Linked DNA regions of Homo sapiens: region 2 is linked to region 1. Evidence: chromatin contacts called from ENCODE Hi-C or POLR2A ChIA-PET data. All regions are on one chromosome and are shown on one strand. The core of a region is the stretch at or near the end of the contact, and the rest is flanking DNA. Distances in the headings are between cores, read along the strand shown. Region 1 has its middle 48 kb from the start of TNFSF11. Region 2 holds the start of TNFSF11 (TNF superfamily member 11).

Region 1 (4,530 bases), core at 1,941-4,440:
GTGGCCTATCACAACACAAACTTGTTACCTTATGGTTTTGTAGGTCAGATTTGAGATATGTCTCACTGGACTACAGACAACGTGTCATCAGGACTGCGTTCCTTTCTGGAAACTCCATGGAAGGATTTTCTTGGCTTTTTTTCAGTTTCTAGGAACTGCCTGCACTTCTTGGCTCTTGACTCCTTCCTTCAAAGCCGGCCATGGTCGGTCACACTGCCATCTCTCTGATCTGCCTCCCTGGTCACATTCCCCTCTCCGACTATAACCAGGAAAGGTTTTCCTTTTTTTTTTTTTTTTTTTTGGAGAGGAGTTTCGCTCCTGTTACCCAGGCTGGAGTGCAATGGCACGATCTCGGCTCACTGCAACCTCCGCCTCCCAGGTTCAAGTGATTCTCCTGCCTCAGCCTCCCAAGTAGCTGGAACTATAGGTGTGCGCCACCACACCCAGCTAATTTTGTATTTTTAGTAGAGACAGGGTTTCTCCATGTTGGTCCAGCTGGTCTCAAACTCCTGAACTCAGGTTATCCGCCCGCCTCAGCCTCCCAAAGTGCTGGGATTACAGGCATGAGCCAGCGTGCCCAGCTGGGTTTTCCTTTTTTAAGGACACAGGTGATTAGATTGAGCCCACCTGAATAAGCCCATCTCAAAGTCTTTAACTGAATCCCATCTGCAAAGTTCCTTTTGCCACATAATGAAACTCAGTCACAGGCCTAGAGGATTAGGACATTTGTGAGGTGGGAGCCATTATTCTGCCTACCACAGAAACATGTCAGGGAAGAGGAGAAGCCAGCACCAGAGAACCCTCAAAAAGTAGGTGAGACAAATTTCCATAGCATCCTGCAGTGTCTATCACATAAGAAGTTCTTCATTAATTAATGACTGCTGATTTATACTGAAAACGAAATTACCCCACCGTTGCCACTAGTCCTTCAGTCAATGTACGACTGCCTCCTGGGTGGTTCATGTCTATCCAAATGGCGTTCCTCTTTCCACTATGAAGGCCCCACCTTTTTAGGATCTGTATCTTCAGACCTCCCCATTCTCAAGCAGGGCTGGGTCTGGGTGTCCTAGGAGTACCAGTAGTCATCCTGTCCTATGACATATCTGCTTCAGTGTCCCCCAAGCACAGGGTAAGTATTTAATGAATGATTGTTACAGTGAACCCTCAGGCAGGAGTTGCCTTCTGCTGTGTGTGCAGTGGGCCTATACATTCTTGCTTCAGATCTGTTTTGACCTGTTAAGAATGGAAACCCGTTTTCACTCTGCCTCCAAAAGAAGTGTGTGAGAGGGAATGGGAAGCGGTTCTATCCATAATTTTGATGTGACAGAGCAGATAACGTTTTTATCATGGTCTTTGATGCAAACAGGGAGAGTCAGGCTGAAAACACAATTTTCATGGATGATTTAAATGTTTACAAATCTTAGCACTTTGAAGCATCTTATGCAATGCATGTACCCTCGAATTATTCTCAGAGATTTATGTGAATAAATGCATATTTTATTCATGGGTCCTTCACAGGCTCTGTTAATAGTTTTTAGACCCATTTGGTAAAGCAGCTAAACTTGGGCTGCACATTGGCACCACCAGAGGTGCTTTTAAAAAATGCTGATATCTGCACTTGCCCTCAAAAATTCTCATTTAATTATTCTGTTAAAGTTTCAGATATTTGTATATTTCAGATCTCCAAATGATTCTAACATAAGACCAGGAAAGAAAACCACTATGCTAAAGAAATCACGTGTGTTTCTTCATATTAAAGCTGAAATGTGCCTTGCTGGATGGGGCGAGGTAGCCACCCTTAGGTGAAAATATGCGTCTATTTCTTATGAGCAAGTAACACCCACACTTTAATCTTTCTCTGCTAAGGTCTAACCAGCAGTCTATTCACTCCTGCTCCAAATTTTTTACTCACTCCTCTCCCAGTTGTTCCTGCCCCCACCCTGCCTCTTTCTCTTTGATCTGTTGCTGAACCAGGACTAATTCTCCATCTAATGCCCTGCAGCAACCTTCACAAAGCCCCATTTGCCACTCTCCTGACCCTGCTGCTTTCTTTCATCCTCGTGTCACACATCCTCACTCCTCACAATCCTTTGCTATTTCTAAACACAAATGATGGGAAGAATCGGGGGGGCAAGGAATTCAGGTGATATACTGTGACTGCCAGAAAAACATGCTTCTCAGATCTGCAACTACAGCAAGCACATGGATTGCTGGCCCCGAGTGCTACGCTCTGAAACCCGCCATTGCCTTAGCACAAGGCCAGCTCCTCACGCCCCCACATCACCCTACTCGGTTGCTCCCCATCAATAGCTAAGACAACGGCAGGATCCTAAGTCTGGCCCGTCCCTGGGAGCCTCAAGCTTCTCTGACTGATCACTTTGACTCAAGGCTCCCCATCAGCCTTGCCAGGCTTACCTACAACTGCACTCAAGTTAGGACTCCTCATCCACCCCTTATTCCTTCACTCTCTCCCTCCCAAAGTTCAGACCAACAGCTGGCACTATCAGCTGTCACAGCCCTTCCTAGCTTCCTCTCTATTTTCCCTCCCAGGCATCTTGTTGGTAAATTTCTTGCACATCTAATTCCAACTTGGTGTCTGCTTCTTGGAAAATCCTAAGTAGCACCTTACTACAGGAGGAAGCTATAAGAATAATTGAATTTTACTCTAAAAGAAGATGACTATTTTAACCATTTATTTAATAATCATAAGCTAGTATGTATATATACATATGCATGGATATCCTCTCATTTAAAAAAAAAAAGATATATTCAACAGAAACCAGGTGTCTTCAGAGGCTCCCTGATTAAATAAACCTTTTTTTTGTTTTTTTCAAAACTGGCTACTCTTTGGGTCACCCAGAAAACTTTTTAAAGATGTCGATCCCCCTCTTGAGATTCTGATGCAATTAGTCTGGAGTAAGCCTGGAAATTGGCATTTAAATACCTCCCTAGATGACTCCAGTGTGCAGTAAGGTTTGAGAACCCTACCCTATAGGTACACATAGGGACAGGCCACAATTTACAATACCTACAAGATGTCAACTGCCCAGCTGCTCAGGAGAAATGTGGTTAATCATCATCCTGAGGGGAGAGGAAAATTTCTTCAGCAGATCATCATAAAGGAAACACTGTGGAATGTCATCAACCACATCCTTGACAACATCCCTGCAGTAAACACAGAAATAAGCTTCATAGAATTGCTTCCTATGACATTCCTCAGTGTCGCCAGGTTCTTTCCATGTGCTACCACAGTGCAAGCAAGTTCTGTTCCCGTACAAATTTGCAGAGGAATTTTCCACTTTGGTCAGTGGTATCTCTTCCTGAGCAGGCTTCATGCTGTGTCTGGGGGTAAAGTCTGTGGTTGGACACCAGGGGTACCAGAGAACATCTACTTTTACCTATTTCCTATATTGGAATTCTGCAGAAAGGTGTGTTTGACCAAAAGAGTCTACTGCTAAGGAGTGTTTGAAAATCACTCTCCAGTCAGCAGGAAGAAAGTAACCCTCTCATTCTTTAATGATTCTAGTTTCATCCTGATTGAACTCACAACAGACCATGACTTCAGAGTCTCAGAAATAATTAACTTCACTATGAGATGATCAATGAAGATGAACTTCAGACCATGACTCGATACCCAAGCACACAGTACACAACTGGCCAGGAGTGACATCAGTGCTGAGATGGATCCCCTCCAGCTGACACCAGGCCACATCAGACCAGAGAAACAAATTCCTCCCATATGGCCAGAAAGTTTTATGGCAGTAACACTAAGACTGACAAAGTCACTGTTTCATAGTTAATTATTTTCATTTCCTCATAGCCATGGAGAGAAACTATCTAAAACCTTGAATTTGAGGAAATGAGTTCGTGAAAATCTAGCTCTCCTGGGACATGATACTATAACTCATCAGAAGGGCCAACCCATTGACATTCTTGACTCTAGGCTCTAATCAGGCTACCCACCATCTTCAAGAGGCGTACCCTAGTAAACCTGCCAGCTTGGACACAAAACACACCTTCAGCAGTTGGCTGTGCCTGACCCACACCAAGGCTGCATGCTGAACTTCTGGATTCCTTTCCCTGAGCTTCCCGTCCCAGCATTCTTGCAACCAACCTGGAATGGCAGGGTTGAGTTTTCTCCATCAGTTATGATGTTCTAACCTCCTTGTTTGTTGAGCTGCAGTTCACAGCAACTTCAGTGAAATGGATTAGAAATGTTTTAATGTTCTACTACCTATGGATTAATATATGTTTCAAGGACATTGTTTTTTAACTGATGGAGAGTGCATGCTCTCGGTATTACAGATCAACTATGGTAGTGATGTTGAATAACTTAAGTAGGAGCTGAATTGAAAACTGTAAAAACAAATAGCAATAGTGGAATATAATTTCCAAAATGAGTCTTTATGCTAATCCAGATGAGTGAACAACATTGTTCAAAGAAGCAGAGTTCAGGGACACCCAGTAGAGGAGAGCAAAAGAAGAGAAAAATTATAACTGCTGATCAATTTGGATTATTGTTATTATATC
Region 2 (4,199 bases), core at 962-3,461, 49 kb before region 1:
GGGACCACCGAGAATTCCTAGGGAAAAGCTGAACAACTCTAACAAGAGCCCAGCAGGTCACTCTTTCCTACACAGCCATGCCACCGATTTCCACAGCTCCTGCCAAGCCAAGCTGTTCATGGTTCCTAGAACTCCTTCATTTCCTACTGCTCGTTCAACATTGGACACTCTCTTCACTATTATGGCAATGAAAATGCCATATCCCGAAGGTGTTAGAAAAGATAAACAGTGGAGAACTACTGCATCTTTGATCCCTTTTCTGATTGTTGCTCTTTTGTTTGACTAAGAATTTTAATGGTTTTATTAGGCCACTCTGCTATCTGGCTCCATGCCCATAGTAAGTGGACACTGTCTGTTGAATAAATGATTCTTAACTCATTCCATCGCAGGTGACGGTGCCACGCACAACGCTGGCACTCCATGCACAAGCACTAAATGGGGGTTATTAACAAAATGCTGGATGAGAAAATGGGTAAGCCATTCTTATTGCAACACACTCCAATGAAAGAAAGACGTTTAGTCACTTTCATATAGATTTGTTATCTGTGTTGCAAGCAAACCACTCAAAAGTTGTCTTTTTAGAAACAACAAAACTCTCAATGAGTAGATTATATTTAATGCAGATTTTCTGAAGTGTGGCTCATTGCATTTCTACTTTAAGTAGGTAATCACACTAGTTCTAGAAAATGCAAACTAGCGGATAATGAATACTTAACAAAAAGCCTATGATTAAAAGTAATGGAGTTCGAGACATTGGCACATGTCAAAAAACCATACAATCCAAGCAATGCCATGTTTTGATGCATCCCGTTTGGTTTAGTAATCACCTTTGAATCTGAAAACGAATGTAGTCCAAACCCAACTTTCTTTTCCCATAAAAAAAAATGCACAGTCAGCCCCCCACTTCCTCTGAGAAAGAGTTCACAGCACCAGACAAGAATATTTGAATGAATCCAACCAACTGCACTGCAATTTCCAAGAAAACACAAGAGCATAAACCACCAGAAAGCATAATATTACAAATTTACCCCTTCCTTCCTACTATCTCTCTGCAGTTCCTAGCCGTCGTGCAAAAAACCTCTTCATCTTTCCGAAGGTTGGTTATTTGCTAGACTGTAGTAACACTGTGCCATCACACTCACCTCGCTTCCTTCCTCCGCCCACATCCCTAGCAGGCACGTGGGGCTGTCCCTCTTCCTTCACCCCCACAGGACAGCGCCACAGCCGCAGAGCCCCCATCCCGAGCCCGCGCCTCTCTGGTCGCGCCGTGTCATTCTGCCCACCCATTGGGCGACCTGGGCACGAGCACCGCGACCTCCCGCTCCGCGCAGCCCTCCAGCACCGTGGCCCCAGCACACCTGCAGAGCAGCCAGGCGCAGGAACCGAAACCCGCCGGGTGGTGGGCGGGAAGGGAAAGGTAGATGCCCAAGTGAAGGCGCTCATCTTTTTTCCTACGTGAACAGAAGTTGATTCTTAACTTCAAGTGAGAAATGACAGGGAGAAAAAGTATGCAATCACTACCAGAAAAGGTGAGAGGCCAGTGTTGTTTCCCAGCGAAGGGACGGGGTGAGATTCAAACCCATCGTCCGGCCAGGGGAGTCCGCCCCCAGAGCACCGAGAAGCTGGGGTGCGTGGGCGGAGAGAGAGCAGGGTGCGCCCGACAGCCCTGCGCCAGGTTGTCCCCAAACTCAACACTTCCTCTCTCCCTTCTGGAGTCACTTTCCCTTCCGGAATATGCAAGCTCTGGGTGGCCCAGCCCTGCCGCCAGACTCAGTTTCCAAGTGCGGGGGAAGGAGATGGGCGCTCTCAGCCGCGATCCCCTGGGAAGGTGGCCACTCACCTGCGCTCTGAAATAGAAGAACAGGGCGACGCTGCAGACAACCTGGCCCAGCCCCAGCCCCAGGAGGGCCACGAACATGGAGCGGGAGGCGGCAGGGGGCTGGTGCGGCGCAGGCGGCGGCGGGGCGTGCAGGGGGCCCTCGTGCGGGGCTCCGGGGCCGCCGCCCATCTCCTCCGAGCCACGCAGGTACTTGGTGTAGTCTCTGCTGGCGCGGCGCATGGCGCTCGGCCCTCTCGCTTCGGAGCTCTCCTCCCTCTCCCGCTCCCTCCCCTTCTTGTCTGCGGCCAACTCCGGAGGCTGCGGCGGAGCCTCGACGTGGGGCGCCGACTTGGAGCCCGGCTTTGGGTCCTGGGGCGCGCGGGCGAGCGGGCAGGGCGCCCGGCAGCCCCAACTCTTATAAACCGCTTGGAGAGCCCTGGCCTCGGGAGCCAATCAGCCCCAGGCGAGGCTGCCTCTTCCACTCCCACCTCTGGCTCCCCTTCCTTCCTTTCGCCCTCCCTCTCTCTCAATCTCTGTCACTGAAGGGCCTCCTTCATGGGGGCCCTCCAAGGAGGAGGCTGGGGGCTACTCCAGTGGTTCCAGACTCCCCTTGCCATCCTCAGCTGTCTTTCTGGAGGTCCAAGAGATGGGTTAAAGAAGACGCAGAGGACACCTTTGCTAAAGGATAAGGATTGCACCTCAGACATTCCTCCTGCATCCATTCTAGTTTGGTAGAGAAGGGACTTCACATCCTGGAGTCTCGGTTTCCTCCTTAGGATTTAGAAAGTTAAATTTGATGATCTCTGAAGACCCTTCCTGTCCAACCTCTCCCCCCAAAGTGCTTCCAAATATAGTTTCTCAAAGTATTTTGGAAGACTTCGAAAATTTCACAATCCCCTTCCCAAATCCCTATTTCTGCATCTTGAAGGTGACATTGAGCGAGGCAGGTCTTGAATGTGGCAGTAGAGAGCCTATAGACACCAACTCTGACTTTATAAAGATGAAAACAGTGCAGAGAAAAGGGTAAAGGGGCGTGTAGCCAGAAGCAAGCATCCGAGGAGGGCTCACCCAACAGTCAGGAAAGAGATGTAACACGAAGCTGATGATACAGTTAAATGTTAGTTTCATTGCTAAAGAAACCTTGCTAGGGCTTTTTAAAAACCTCTATTCAGAACTGTGGCTCTTAGTGAGAAAACAAAAATATTAACATTGCTCACAAATTCTGATACTTCTTCAGAAGGAAGTTGCTGACCAATTTAAACACCCATGAAACTTAGGATGTTTCCACTTTTTTATTAATACAGTTAGCCCACAGTATCCATGGGTTCCACATCTGTGGATGCAATGAACCACAGATCAAAAATATTTGAAAAAAAAAAAAAGGATGGCTGTGTCTGGACTAACATCTGTAGACTTTTTTTCTTGTGATCATTTCCTAAATGATACACAACTAGTTACATAGCATTTACATTCTATTAAGTATTATAAATAATCTAAAGATAATTTCAAGTGTACAAGAGGATGTGTGTAGGTTAAATGCAAATACTATGCCATGATATGTTAAGAAACTTGAACATCCATGGATTTTGGTATTTGCGGGGAGGGGTTTGGTGGTGTCCTGGAACCAGTCTTCCATGGATATCAGGGGACTACTGTGCCTTTTTATTTTGCATCCTCTTTCTGCCTAATTCGCTAATGAGTATTTCTCTAGGCAAGATTTGTGACAAATGACAGGTCTCTGAGTTATTAAAGCATGTGTTCTAAATTGAACACTTAGACCTCAGTAAATGTTGAGGAAGAGTGACCAGGTTGAATTTTTTTTAAAGGCAGCCATACAAAGAAAATGATCTGTTCAAATTCAAAAATGCCTTTAGCATTTATATGTGTATCAATATATAGGTTGGTGGAGAAGGGACAAAAAATTTTCAGACTCAAACATAGAAACAATTGACGTTAATTCTACTCCTTGTAGTCTTTGACCTCTTCCCACTTTTTGTTTGTTAACTTTGGGAAGTAGGTTTATTGTCTCCTCCTCCCCCTCCTCCTCCTCCTCTTCTTCCTCATTCTCTCCCTGCTCCTTGACTCAGGAAATAATTCCATATTTCTTCTTTCTTATAAATATTGATTGGGATCAAAGATTTTTAAAATGTGTTATAACAACTAAACCCACAATGATTTTACTATAGTGTCTTCCATTCTTTTTAATGGGTTTTTATACAACAATGTTTTATACATGTTTTTAATTCCTTGACATCTTGATCCTCAGGTTACAAGAAAGTCCCTCAAATCCCTGAATTATGTTCAGGTATACTTGACCCAGGAGCTTCATATATGGGACCGTATGTTACATTCCTACAGAGTTCTTCATATGACATTTCTA

Evidence for each region. A loop is a pair of places that touch in the nucleus more often than their neighbours do. ChIA-PET counts read pairs that join two places held with the same protein, here RNA polymerase II (POLR2A). Pooled maps may share reads with other maps.
Region 2: a loop to region 1 is called in a map with no recorded cell type, with 3 times the contacts of the local background. The contact joins the promoter of TNFSF11 here to the enhancer-like site in region 1. A Hi-C loop is called at or near these places in 6 of 37 single-sample maps with no recorded cell type and 3 of 50 pooled maps. POLR2A ChIA-PET finds 5 or more read pairs at or near these places in 3 of 52 experiments (A549, WTC11 and activated CD4-positive, alpha-beta T cell).

Annotation. Positions count from the first base shown.
Region 1 is chr13:42,523,956-42,528,485 of GRCh38, reverse strand. No RefSeq gene overlaps it. Among named protein-coding and RNA genes, the nearest start is that of TNFSF11, 48 kb to the left of the region's middle. RefSeq lists an enhancer at 3,894-4,013. Within about 2 kb of position 3,190, at least 3 of the 41 ENCODE cell types and tissues checked have a DNase peak (open chromatin) inside an H3K27ac peak, as active enhancers do.
Region 2 is chr13:42,572,164-42,576,362 of GRCh38, reverse strand. TNFSF11 (TNF superfamily member 11) reads right to left here and starts at 2,211. Exons shown (of 5, transcript NM_003701.4): 1 at 1,841-2,211. The coding sequence starts at 2,059. RefSeq lists an enhancer at 1,614-1,813 and a silencer at 1,904-2,273.